Linked DNA regions of Homo sapiens: region 1 is linked to region 2. Evidence: chromatin contacts called from ENCODE Hi-C or POLR2A ChIA-PET data. All regions are on one chromosome and are shown on one strand. Each heading gives the region's core, a stretch centred on a gene start or an enhancer-like site at or near the end of the contact. The rest is flanking DNA. Distances are from core to core; before and after follow the strand shown.

Region 1 (7,004 bases), core at 525-3,024, 2.1 Mb after region 2:
AGCCAGGCACAGCATACTATCTCAATTAATCCTCACAAGTACCCAGGAGGTAGGTATTAGTGTGGTGGATATGTTTTTGGATAGTTTAGCATCATTTTTTGGGAATTGTTCCTCCTCCACAATCACGCATTAAGTGAAGTTGACCCTGTTTCTCCGTTTCAGGGGGTAAGAGTGAGATCCAAGCTTACCAGTTAGGATAATTCATCTCCCTGGCCACAGGGATTACTTTAGTAGTGTGGGCATGACTAAAATTGGTCAATCAGGGTTCATCCTGGAACTTTTTCTCAAATTATTGGGAAAGAGGTGGTCTCTTTCATCAGGGGCTGTTGGGTTAACAGGATATCAACCAGAAGTGGCTGGAGGGTCAACTCTGGCTCTCTGGGGAAAAAAAATCTGCCCAAGAGTGTAGCCAAAGCAGAGGGACTCTGTGCCAAGACACAAAGACAGGTTTCTAATGACATTATTTGAGCACCTGGATCCAGCCATCCCTGAAGCCATCCCTTTGGATTTTCCAACAATATGAACTGATGAATGCTCTTTTTGGATTAGGCCAGTTGGGCTGGATTTCTGACCCTTGCAAATAAAAAGTGATCTGACTGAACAAAATTGTTATCTTAATTTTACAGGTGAGAGAGCTAAGATTCATAGAGGTAAAATGACTTGCGTTTAGGATCCACAGGAAGGAAGGGGCTGAATCACACTGAGATATCACAAAGAAAGTGCATGGCATCTACCAGGTCCTCAAGAAATGCCTGTTCCCTTCTTCCATAGATCAAGGAGTGGTGGAGAGAAGGACGGGAGGAGGTATACCCACTGGTGGAAGCTCCCCCATGAGCCGCAAGCTTCTGGGCAGATTCTAGATTGCATCTGGAATCCTCCAAACTCTCCCAGCCTGCACTGGGGTCTGGCAGGAGCAACCAAAGCCCAGGAGTTGACACATAAAGTGAACAAGCGGTCAGATGTCAGCATTTGAACAAAATTCCTGAGGATCCCACTCTCTCCAAAAAAGTGTCATCTAAGAGCCCTGGCTGCAACACAGGGTTTCCATAGAAGGGCCAGAAGTCTTAGCACTTCTCAGGGCTTACGCTTAGTAGGATCTTGTACAGATAATTGTTTCAGTACCACCAAGGATTCTGTGGTCACTTGAACTTCTCAAAGCTCCTTCATATTGAAACTGGATAGAGAGTAAGGGGTTAGCCTACAAACTTTGACTTTGGACAAAGTTGGGTTCCAATCCTGGCCCTTGGCAGCTGGGTGACTTTCGGTACATTACTTAACCTCTCTGAGTCTCCCGTGTGAAACAGGCAGAATCGGAAGATGAAGTCAGACAAAACAGGTAGACACTCTTAGTACAGAGTTTGGAACCACTTCAGCTTTTGGGCAAGCAGATTAGTTCTAGATATAGGTTGAACTCTGGCATGTATGATCACATTAACTCTCTGAGCCTCAGCTTCCTCATCTGTAAAATGGGGCTCAGAATAATACCCCCTGCACAGGTGGTTGTCAGGCAGCAATGAAATCATGCATGGAAAATGCGTACCCCAGGGTACGCATGTGAACCGAGGACACCCTGCCAGCAGGACGGCCCCCCACTCATCCACCGGCAGGGAGTTTTGGCCCACACAGTGAATTCGTTGCCAATATTTATTTTCCCTATGAATTCACATTTGAGCTTCTCAAGAAAAATCTGAAGCTCTGGGTACTCTTGGTCCACGCTGCTCCGTGGCAAGCCCAGGCTGCCGCTGCGCGGTGTTAAGTCCAGTCCTGTACTCTAAAATCTCACGTGCACCCTGTGCGTGTTGTTTATGAGGCTCGCTTGGCTTCTGCAGGAATCTGGTTTGGGAGCCCAGGAATAAATCATTAGACGTGTAGCCAGCGATGAGGGAAAAGATTAAACAGTGCCAGAGAAGCAGTCATGGGTTCCTTAGGGAATGCTGGGCCAAGAGCTGGGTCCGCGAGATGCCCTGGATCAGGAATATGCGGATGGAATCCCTGCCTGGGCCAGCCCCTCATCCATCCGTATATGGCTGCAGAGAAGCCATGTTGCTGCTTCCTTAGAGCCCCTGGCTGCATTTTCCCCTCGTCTCTCCTGCTTCTAGACTGCTCTGAAGCTCCTCCTAGTCCCCACCGCTCATCCTACCACACCTCAGTAAAGCAGAATTAGAGGATTAAAAAAGACGGGCAGGAGATAGGGGACTACTTTAGCCCAACGGCTTTGGAGGGCCTCACTGAGGAGGTGATGCGTGAGTGCGGATCTGAGGAATGCAAAGGAGCCAGCTCGCAAAGATCTGGGGAAAGGCCGGTCCGGGCAGCAGTCACGGCAAGTGCAAGGGTCCTGGGGCAGGGAAGAGATTGGCAAGAAGAGGAGGAGAAAGGCGACCAGTGTCCCTGGTGCTAGGGAGGAAGACAAAGGGCGTGAGAGTTGAGGTCAAAGAGAGAAGAGAGGCAGGCCTTTAAGACCTGATAGGATGTTTTGAACCTGAGAATCCTGGGAGCCACACGGCCATGGCCTAATGTAGGTTTAAAGATCCCCTAGCTCTAGCCAGGCGCAGTGGCTCATGCCTGTAATCCCAGCACTTTGGGAGGCGGAGGTGGGCAGATTACCTGAGGTCAGGAATTCGAGACCAGCCTGGCCAACATGGTGAAACCCTGTCTCTACTAAAAATACAAAAATTAGCCGGGCACGGGGGTGGGCGCCTGTAATCCCAGCTACTCGGGAGGCTGAGACATGAGGATCGCTTGAACCTGGGAGGCAGAGGTTAAAGTGAGCCGAGATTGTGCCATTGCACTCCAACCTGGGCAACGTGAAACTTTGTTTCAAAAAATAGTAAAATAAAATAAAATAAAATAAAATAAAATAAATAAAATAAAATAAAATAATCCCCGAGCTGCACCTAGGAACAGCCTGTAGGGGGACTGGAATAGAAACAGGAATCAAAGTGAGGAGGCTGTGGTAGGTGTCCAGGCAAGAGACTGTGTCTGTTCACAGTACGGAAGACAAATTCAAGTTATATTTTGGAGGTGAAATCAACCAATTGCTGATGGCTCAGATGTGTGGGGCGAGGGAAAGAAGAGTCAAGATGGAATCCCAGGTTTTCATCCTGAGCAACTGGGAGGATAGTGGTGGTGTTTCCTGAGATGGAGAGGAATCGGAGGAGCACCTGGGGCCAGATCATGGGGGTGCTGTGAACATCAGCTGAGGGGTCTGGACCAGACCCCGCAGACAATGGGGAGCTTGGGAAGGCTTCTGAGCAACAGCAGAATATTCATTCAGTCATTCAACAAACATTTGTGGTAAAAGCTTGTCCATATTCTATTCTCTCACAGACGGCAAAGCTCCCCACAAGCAGCCGTGGGTTATGGGCCACAAACATCCTTCCTGGGCCTATAGAGTGCACGAGAAAGCTCTACCTGCCCATCCACATTTTCCCTTCCCGACTTCTTCACCTCTGGCTTGAGGAGCTGAAGAGCATTTAAAAAATATTCATGGCTGGGCGCAGTGGCTCATGCCTGTAATCCCAGCACTTTGGGAGGCCGAGATAGGCAGATCGCCTGAGCTCAGGAGTTTGAGACCAGCCTGGGCAACATGGTAAAACCCCGTCTCTACAAAAAATACAAAAATTAGCCGGGTGAGTTGGCGTGCACCTGTAGTCCCAGCTACTTGGGGGGCTGAGGTGGGAGGATCGCTTGAGCCTAGGAGGTCGAGGCTGCAGTGAACCATGTCACCGCCACAGCACTCCAGTTTGAGTGACAGAGCGAGACCCTATCTCTAAAAAAAAAAAAATTAAAAAAATTAAAAAATGAAAATATTTATTTACTCCCTGCCTGTCTTTTCCTCTAAAAGCTCCATGAAAGCAGGGACCATCTTTGTAACTTCAGCATCTCTCATGCCTAGACCTGTGTCTGGTACATAGTAGGTGCTTAATAACTATTGAGGAACTGAATTTTAAAAATAAATAAATGAGCCCTAGTCTCTCAGACTGAAGGACTGACTGAGAGCCTGTAAAGTGCCCCGTTCAGGGCCTGGTATACAGTAGACATTCAATAAACAGTAATGAAAATATACACAGAAAATACAGCCACTCTGTCAGGTCCCTGGTAGGTCTTGAGGCTTCTCCAGTGTAGGAAAGGCCAGAGGAGTAGGAGGGTGAGGTGGCCTGTGACTCACCCTCCCGGGGCCCCTGTCTTGGGCCTAGGCCTGTGGGCATGGCGTCTGCACTAATCCGGCTAAGCAGCTGGATGTGCAAGGGTGTGTAATCCCAGGCCTGCTGGCTTTAGCCTGACCTTGGCTAGGATGACCCAAGTCAAGAAGAACGCTCCTGTCCTCTTAGGCCACCCAGAGCTGAGACCCTCTACACAACCGGGGACAGGGATCTAAAAGACCCTTCTTGGGGGACAGAGGGGTGGCAGGCTCACCTAGGTCTCCCCCCGAAGCTCCAACCCAGCTATTTGGGGTATGCATCTCTGCACCCCTCCCCCCTTGCTACATCTTTGCCCCAGTGTCCTCCCTGATGGATGATGCGGCACAGAAATACTATCGGGGAAGAAAAGGGGCATTCATTCATCAAACATTTATGGAGCCAAGCTATGTGCCAAACACTTTTCCAGATCCTGAGGACACAGCAGTGATCAAGACAGACTCTGTCTTCAGGGAACTGATATTTGGGTGGGGGAAGCAGACATGAAATGAGGAAATAGGTAAATTAAAAAGGATCTCTTCAAGGTGCAAGAAAATGGGCTAATGGGATAGAGACTGGCTGTAGGGACATCATCAACTATGGTAGTCAGGGAGGGCTTCTCTGAGGAGGTGACATCTGAGCTGAGACCCAAAGATGGAGTATCGAGTTGTATGAAGATCTGGGAAAGGAGCATCCAGGTGGAGGGAAGAGATTTTAATCCTAGTGAGTCATATAAGTTGGCACCATTGAGTACACTGAATAGATAATGAACATAATAACTAACATTTACTGAGTACCGACAATGTGTCAGGCCCTTTTCTAAGTGCTTTGAATGCAATAACTCATTTAATACTCAAAACAATCGATCATTTTCATCCAATTTTACAGATGAAGAAACCAAGCCACAGAGAGGTCAAGTGCTTTGCCCAAGGCCACACAGCTAACAAGTAGCAGAGCTGGGATTTGAACCCAGGGCTGCTCTACCTCACAACCTATGGGTTGTTCCCTATCTTTACAGCACATTAATGTTTTACAATTAAAAACATTAATTGTTGAGCATTACCAAGCACCAGGTCCTGGGACCCATGGCGTCTTTATCTGGTCCTACCTCTGAAGGCCACCCACTGATCCTCTGCCCTGCACCTCTCTCTCACCCTCTTCTGATGTCTCTACTCTGAGGCCACCTCCAGCTCCAGGAGTGGCCATGTGGCTCTGCCTGGTCCAATCAGCATAGACCAACCCTCCCAGCCTTTGTGATTGACTGAGGGATGGGCATGTGACACAAGATGGCTTCATGAGAGTGGATCTTGGAACTTTGCAACCATGGGGGAGGAGGAGTTCTCTTTGTTTTTTTGTTTTTTGTTTGTTTGTTTTTTTGAGACGGGGTCTCACTCTGTGTGCAGGCTGGAGTGCAGTGGCACAATCTCAGCTCACTGCAACCTCCGCCTCCTGGGTTCGAGCAATTCTCCTGACTCAGCCTCCTGAGTAGCTGGGACTACAGGCATATGCCACCACGCCCAGCTAATTTTTTGTATTTTTAGTAGAGACGGGGTTTCACCATGTTAGCCAGGATGGTCTCGATCTCCTGACCTTGTGATCTGCCTGCCTTGGCCTCCCAAAGTGCTGGGATTACAGGTATGAGCCATCGTGCCCGGCCAGGAGTTCTCTTTTGAGGGAAAATGTCTAGCTGGGAGATAGGAAGCCTGGAGCCCAAAGAGCTTGCTTGAGAGTGAAGCCCTCGTAGAGGAGGGCAGAGACAAAAGATGGAGAGAGACTGAGTTGCAATGACAAGCACTGATGGTATTGTTCGAGGCCTGTGTATCTGGGCCAGAGCCAGAACCACTTCTGAACTTCGCAGTTGCATCACCCCTCCCATTTTTTTTCAAGCTTAAGCCAATTTGAATTGGATTTCTGTCTCTTATAACTGCAATCAGAACCTTGTTTTCCTCCTGGAATGTTCTTCCTTCTTTTCTCTCTTGCTACCAATTAATGTTACTCTTATTTATTTTTTATTTTTAGATGCAGTCTTGTTCTATTGCCCAAGCTAGAGTGCAGTGGTACAATCTTGGTTCATTGCAACCTCTGCCTCCCAGGTTCAAGCAATTCTCCTGCCTCAGCCTCCCAAGTAGCTGGGATTACAGGAGTGTACCACCATGCCAGGCTAATTTTTGTATTTTTAGTAAAAGGCAAAAGATTTATACGATCTGAAGAGAAACCAGAGAATAATTTTTGTATTTTTAGTAGAGACAGGGTTTCACCATGTTGGCCAGGCTGGTCTCGAACTCCTGACCTCAGGTGATCTGCCCGCCTCAGCCTCCCAAAGTGTTAGGATTACAGGAATGAGTCACCGCGCCTGGCCCCAGTAATGTTATTCTTATGACCACCATTAATATGACCATCACTGCCATCGCCAGTACAGCGACTATTCTCATGAATACTTCTATTGCCACTGCCAGGAATGACAGCATCATCCTACTTTTAACACAGTGAACACAGGGGCCATTATTGCTACACTGATGCTGTTTCTACTACTCTTTCTGCTATTAGCATCGCACTTCCCATTTGTAAACCTCTCCTGAGTTTACAAAGCACTTTCAAAATCCTCTCATTCTCTTCTAAACCTCACCACACTCCCCCATGAGTGGGGCACAGTCACTACTGTTAGTTCCATCGTAGGGGCAGGGGAATCGAGGTTGCAGAAGTGAGAGGAACTGCTTGCAGCCATAGCCAATGGGACTCAGACCCACCTACTCATTCATTTATTGACGAGGTGGCACTGAACGCCTTCGGTATGAGGATGGACTCTGCTAGATGCTGGGACGCAGC
Region 2 (7,068 bases), core at 2,443-4,942:
TCTGCTCACTGCAAGCTCCGCCTCCCGGGTTCACGCCATTCTCCTGCCTCAGCCTCCTGAGTAGCTGGGACTACAGGCACCCGCGACCACGCCTGGCTAATTTTTTGTATTTTTAGTAGAGACGGGGTTTCACCATGTTAGCCAGGATGGTCTCGATCTCCTTACCTCATGATCCGCCCACCTCGGCTTCCCAAAATGCTGGGATCACAGGCGTGAGTGAGGCACCACACCCGGCCCCAAGAACCATTCTGAGCATTCTATCTGTGTGAGCAAAGTTCATCTTAGCCATAACCTTCTATCTTTATCATCCCCATTTACAAAAGGAAACCTAGCCACAAGGAATAACTCAGCTAGAAAGGGGGCAAGACAGAACCAGGAAATCTGGCTCTAGAAGCCAGGTGGTTTTTGTTTTTTTTTGAGACGGAGTCTCACTCTGTCACCCAGGCTGGAGTGCAGGGGCACGATCTCAGCTCCCTGCAACCTCTGCCTCCTGGTTTCCAGCGATTCCCCTGCCTCAGCCTCCTGAGTAGCTGAGATTACAGGTGCCTGCCACCACACCCAGCTAATTTTCTATTTTTAGTGGACACTGGGTTTCACCATATTGGCCAGGCTGGTCTCAAACTCCTGACCTCATGATCCGCCTCTCAAAGTGCTTGGCCTCCCAAAGTGCTGGGATTACAGGCATAAGCCACCCAGCCAGAAGCCAGGTGTTTTAAATCTCAATGACACCTTGCCTCTCAAATCATTGGGGTAAGTAAGAATGGTGGTCCAGGGGTGCTTAAAGAGGGAACTTGAAACCATGGTGCGCACTTACAGTCCCAGCTACTCGGGAGGCTGAAGCAAGAGAATCACCTGAGCCCAGGAGTTAGAGGCTATAGTGTACTATGATGGCAACTGTGAATAACCACTGCACTACACTGCAGCCTGCGCAACACAGTGAGATTCCATGTCTTAAAAAAAAAAAAAGGCCGGAGGCGTGGTGGCTCACGCCTACAATCCCACCACTTTGGGAGGCTGAGGCGAGCAGATCACTTGAGATCAGGAGTTCGAGACCAGCCTGGCCAACATGGTGAAAACCCATCTCTACTAAAAATTAAAAAATTAGCTGGGTGTGGCGGCGTATGCCCCAGCTACTCAGGAGGCTGAGGCAGGAGAATCACTTGAACCCGGGAAATGAAGGTTGCAGCGAGCCAAGGTCAAGCCACTGCACTCCAGCCTGGGCAACAGAGCAAGACTCTGTCTCAAAAAGTATTTTTTTTAATGTAAAAAAAAAAAAAATACAGCAGCCAGCATTCTAGCAGAGTAACAAATAAGAAAATACAAAGTGAGGACAAAGGCTATAAACAAAATCAGAGGGATAGAGGACGCTCTGGATGCTGGAAATGTTTAATTATCTTGATCTGGGTCAGGGCCCCATGAGTGCGAACGTGTGTTAAAGTTCATCAGACTGAACACTGTAGATCAGGTTAAAATGTACCAGAAAATAGTAAACAAACGGTGGACAGTAGAAGCCAGCCTTCTCACTGTTGGAGGAGGAGGTTACAGAGAAACCAGGGAATAAGGCTAGAATGATCCATGTGGTAATGCGAAAAGGTCAAACGAGAGAATGAACTCATGTTTAGCTGATATAGACACAGATGGATACATGTAAAAATGTTTACACAGTATGTCTATATATCCTTCCTTGTCTACTGAGAAAATCTAGAAGCAAGGTGGCTCACACCTATAATCCCAGCACTTTGGAAGGCCGAGGTGGGCAGATCACTTGAGGTCAGGAGTTCGAGACTAGCCTGGCTAACATGGCAAAACCCCATCTCTACTAAAAATTTAAAAATTAGCCAGGCATGGTGGTGCATACCTATAGTCCCAGCTACTTAGAAGGCTGGGGCAGAAGAATTGCTTGAACCTGGGAGGCAGGGGTTGCAGTTAGCTGAGAGTGCACCACTGCATTCCAGCCTAGGTGACAGAGCGAGACTCCATCTCAAAAAAAAAAAAAAAAAAAGAATCTAGAACAAAGACATTCCAGTAGCAATGAGCACACACTTGGCCAGGTGCGGTGGTTCATGCCTACAATCCCAGCACTTTGGGAGGCCGAGGTGGGAGGATCACAAGGTCAGAAGTTCCAGACCAGCCTGGCCAACATAGTGAAACCCCATCTCTACTAAAAATACAAAACTTGGCCGGGCGCGGTGGCTCGTGCCTGTAATCCCAGCACTTTGGGAGGCTGAGGCGGGTGGATCACGAGGTCAGGAGATCGAGACCATCCTGCCTAACATGGGGAAACCCTGTCTCTACTAAAAATACAAAAAATTAGCCGGGCGTGGTGGCGGGCGCCTGTAATCCCAGCTACTTGGGAGGCTGAGGCAGGAGAATGGCGTGAACCCGGGAGGCGGAGCTTGCAGTGAGCGGAGATCGCGCCACTGCACTCCAGCCTGGGTGACAGGGCGTGACTCCGTCTCAAAAAAAAAAAATACAAAACTTAGCCAGGCGTGGTGGTGTGTGCCTGTAGTCCCAGCTGCTCAGGAGGCTGAGGCAGGAGAATCATTTGAAACCAGGAGGCAGAGGTTGCAATGAGCCGAGATTGTGCCACTGCACTCCAGCCTGGGCAACAGAGGGAAACTCCATCTCAAAAACGAACAAACAAACAAACAAAAACGAGCACACTTAGTGCCCACATCTTGGTTTCTAATACTATTCTCCAATAAAAGAAACCAGGATCCTCTGGGTGCGGTGGCTCACACCTGTAATCCCAGCACTTTGGGAGGCCGAGGCGGGCGGATTACCTGAGGTCAAGAGTTCGAGACTAGCCTGGCCAACATGGTGAAACCCTGCCTCTACTAAAAATACAAAAAAATTAGCCAGGCGTGGTGGTGCGCTCCTGCAATCCCAGTTACTCGGGAGGCTGAGGCAGGGGAATTGCTTGAACCAGGGAAGTGGAGGTTGCAGTGAGCCAAGATCGCGCCAACTGCACTCCAGCCTGGGAGACAGAGCGAGATTCTGTCTCAAAGAAAAAAAAAAAAAGCTGGGCACGGAGGCTCATGCCTGTAATCCCAGCACTTTGGGAGGCTGAGGCAGGCGGATTGCCTGAGGTCAGGAGTTCGAGACTAGCCTGGCCAACATGGTGAAACCCCGCCTCTACTACAAATACAAAAAAATTAGCCGGGCATGGTGACATGTGCCTGTAATCCCAGCTACTATGGAGGCTGGAGCAGAGGAATTGCTTGAACTAGGAGGTGGAAGTCACAGTAAGCTGAGATCACACCACCGCACTCCAGCCTCGGCAACAGAGCAAGACTACATCTCAAAAAAAAAAAAAAAAGAAAAGAAAGAAAGAAACCAGGATCCATAGAGAAATGGATGATTTTAGGGCTGAGGCAAAGACATACAAAATGAGCCTGGAACATCTTATAGTGCCAGAAGACAAGAAAGTGCTCAATAAATAAATAAATAGGCCAGCCGGGCATGGTGGTTCACACCTGTAACCCCAGCACTTTGGGAGGCCAAAGTGGTAGGATCACTTGAGCCTGGGAAATTCAAAACCAGCCTGGGCAACACAGCGAGACTCCATCTCTACAAATAAAAAGAACAAAAATTAGCCAACTGTGGTGATGCATGCCTGTGGTCCCAGCTACTTGGGAGGCTGAGGCAAGAGGACTGCTTGAGTCCAGCAGGTCAAGGCTGCAATGAGCTGTGATTATACCACTGCACTCCAGCCTGGGCAGCAGAACGAGGCTGTCTCAAACGAACAAATAAATAAACCCCACAACGATGGAGTCTGTCAAGGGGACACAAGAGCCAACACAAAGAGCTCCCAACTGCCAAAGCTGGAATGATTTGAGCAATAAAATAAATAAGTAGTATTGGATTACAACCCACAGTATAAAGTAACCATCCCAGAGTCCACACTGCTAGAGATAAATGACTGAATAAATACATGAGGGAGAAAAGACTAATACCCCATACAGAAGAATTCTAAATTTTTTTTTTTGAGACACAGTGTCACTGTCACCCAGGCTGGAGTGCAGTGGTGGAATCTTGGCTCACTGCAACCTCCGCCTCTCGGGTTCAAGTGATTTTTCTGCTTCAGTCTCCCAAGTAGCTGGGATTATAGGCATACAATGTTTGTTATTTTTAGTAGAGATGGGATTTTGCCACGTTGGCCAGGCTGGTCTCGAACTCCTGGCCTCAAGTGATCTGCCCGCCTTGGCCTCCCAAAGTGCTGGGATTACAGGCATGAGCCACCACATCCAGCCCCCAAATAATTTATGTCAAGCCTCTGCTTTCGAGGAGGTGGAGCATAGCTCTTCACTCCTTAAGTGTGGGTGATGCCTTGTGACTTCCTTCCAAAGAGCAGAGGATGGAAAGAGAAGAAAGACAGCCAGATGGTCATGGTCAACATCAACAGTGATAAATCTTTTTTTTTTTTTTTTTTTTTCTTTTTGAGATAGTCTCATTCTATCTCCCAGACTGGAGTGCAGTGGCATGGTCTCAGCTAACTACAACCTCCGTCTCCACCCCCTCCACCCCGGGTTCAAGTGATTCTCCTGCCTCAGCCTCCCGAGTAGTTGCGACTAGAGGTGCCTGCCACCACACCCAGCTAATTTTTGTATTTTTAATAGAGGCAGGGTTTCACCATGTTGGCCAGGATGGTCTCGAACTCTTGACCTCAGATGATCCCCCCACCTTGGCCTCCCAAAGTGCTGAGATTACAGGTGTGAGCCACTGCACAAGGCCAACAGTGATAGATCTTATTAATAATACATACCCTTGATGTGATATGATGAAAATGGCATTTTACCCTCTGTAGTCTTCTTCCTCCCCAAAACCCATAACCACAGTTTACCAGAGTCTAATCATGAGAAACACATTATACAAATCCCAATTGACAGGACAATCTACAAAATACCCGACCAGTATTCCTGAAAACCGGTAAGTTCCACAAAAACAAGAAAAGTCTAAGAAACTGTCACAGCCAACAGGAGCCCAGGCAGACAACTAAATGTAATGAGGAATCCTGAGTGGGATTCTAAAACGGAAAAGGGACTTTTGTGGGAAACCGAAGGAAATCTGAATAAGGGATGGCCTTTAGTTGGTAATAACATATCAAAATTGATGCATTATTTGTAACAATTACACCACACTAGTGTATGATGTTAATAATAGAAGAAATTGTGTGTGTGGAGCCAGGGGCTAACATGGGAACTCTTGGCACTATCCTCAAAACTTTTCTGGAAATCTAATACTACTGTTAAATTAAAAGTTCATTTTAAAAATGTAATAGAAAATTGGCCAGGCATGGTGGCACATGCCTATAATCCCAGCACTTTGGGAGGTCAAAGAGGGAGGATCACTTGAGGCCAAGGGTTTCAGACCAGCCTGGGCAACCCACTGCGACCTCATCCCTACAAAAAAAAAATTTTTTTAATTAGCCAGGTGAGGTGGTGTGCACCTGTAGTCCCAGCTACTCAGGAGGCTGAGGTGGGAAGATAGCTTGAGCCCAGGAGATTGAGGCTACAGTGAGCTTTGAGCCCAGGAGATCAAGGATACAGTGAGCTATGATCATACCAGTGCACTCTAGCCAGGACAGTGCAGTGAGACGTTGTCTTTTATATATATATTTAAAACAGAAAATAATGAAATGACTCCTTCAGACTCCGTGGCCACCAAAAGCCTCTTTGAGGAGCCACCATCTGAGATAAGTCTGAGATCACAATGAGAAATGGGCAGCCTGCTCCTGGCAAAAGACACACAGGGGCCCCAAGGAAGGAACCAAGAGGAAGGAGGCCAAGGAGCTCAAGTGAAGTTGGGGGAGAAATGGCACAAGGTGAACAGAACATCACAAAGGAAACAAAGGTAAACAGGGCCGGCCCAGGTAGGCAGGTCACGGTGACTTCAGACCTGAGTGGAAGGGTACTGGAAAATCATCAGAAGGAGTTAGCAAAATGAGACAGAACCTGACCCACTTTTTTTTTTTTTTTTTTTAAGACGGAGTCTCGCTCTGTCCCCTAGGCCGGAGTGCAAAGGCGTGGTCTTGGCTCACTGCAACCTCCGCCTCCTGGGTTCAAGCAATTCTCCTGCTTCAGCCTCCCAAGTAACTGGGATTATAGGCACATGCTGCCACGCCCAGATAATTTTTTTGTATTTTAGTAGAGATGGGGTTTCACCGTGTTGCCCAGGCTGGTCTCGAACTCCTGAGCTCAGACAATCCACCCGCCTCGCCCTCCCAAAGTGCTAAGATTACAGGCGTGAGCCAACGCACTCTGTCCACTTTTTTTTTTTTAATAGAGATGGGGGCGGGAGGGGGGGGTCTCGTTAAGTTGCCCAGGCTGGTTTCAAACTCCTGGCCTCAACTGATCCTCCCACTTCAGTCTCTCAAGTAGCTGGGATGATTGGCATGCGCCACTGTGCCTGACCCCAATCCACGTTTTTGAAGCGCATTCTGGCTGCTGAAGGGTGAGGATGGGAGTAGGAGAAAAGAGAGAAAGAGACAATGGTCACTCAGCTTGGTCATGCTTGGATAGAATCTAATCCAACACCCCACTTCACAAATACAAAAATGAAGGGACAGAGCCAGTGTCCAAGCCCCCTGGGGAAGGTAAGCAGCAGAACAGGGACAAGACCCCCACCCTCCTGGCCCCCTCTCTTCAGTCCCTCTCCACTTTGCCCCGTCTCCTGCTGGACCACATTTGATTCTGACCACAACAAGGGGGCTGAGAAGTGGCTGAGAGGCACGTGCTCCTGCAACATCAAAAACACCTCTGTGAGAAGGTACCTTCCTTGCTCTGAAGTCCCTGGTGGCTCAGCTCTCTTCACCATCAATGGCACTGAAACTTCCTGCCACCCAGCACAGGCTGGGTCATGCTGTGATGAGGGGGCAGCAGCCCTCTGCCTCCGCCCAGCCTCCTCCTGCTGCTCCCCAGCACACAGCACCCACCCAGTAAGCCAGGCCTTCCCACCCAGGGTGCCTCCCCTTCTGTGACCCCTGCCAGAGATCAGCAGCCAGCTTCTGCTTCCCAGGTCCCAGCCTTGACTACTGGACCCTCAACTTTGCCCCAAAATGACATACTG

The links. Hi-C counts contacts between places; a loop is a spot of excess contacts on that map. ChIA-PET counts read pairs that join two places held with the same protein, here RNA polymerase II (POLR2A).
Region 1: a loop to region 2 is called in a map of posterior vena cava, with 31 times the contacts of the local background. The contact joins two enhancer-like sites. A Hi-C loop is called at or near these places in 1 of 168 maps with a recorded cell type or tissue (posterior vena cava). POLR2A ChIA-PET finds 5 or more read pairs at or near these places in 1 of 52 experiments (PC-9).

What each region holds. Positions count from the first base shown.
Region 1 is chr20:49,393,526-49,400,529 of GRCh38, forward strand. All of the region lies in intron 1 of KCNB1 (potassium voltage-gated channel subfamily B member 1), which reads right to left. All of the region lies in intron 2 of LOC105372649 (a long non-coding RNA gene), which reads left to right. Among named protein-coding and RNA genes, the nearest start is that of KCNB1, 86 kb to the right of the region's middle. Within about 2 kb of position 1,775, at least 10 of the 41 ENCODE cell types and tissues checked have a DNase peak (open chromatin) inside an H3K27ac peak, as active enhancers do.
Region 2 is chr20:47,339,544-47,346,611 of GRCh38, forward strand. The region is part of intron 2 of ZMYND8 (zinc finger MYND-type containing 8); the gene reads right to left. Among named protein-coding and RNA genes, the nearest start is that of ZMYND8, 14 kb to the right of the region's middle. RefSeq lists enhancers at 1-341, 2,752-3,533, 6,308-7,054. Within about 2 kb of position 3,693, at least 3 of the 41 ENCODE cell types and tissues checked have a DNase peak (open chromatin) inside an H3K27ac peak, as active enhancers do.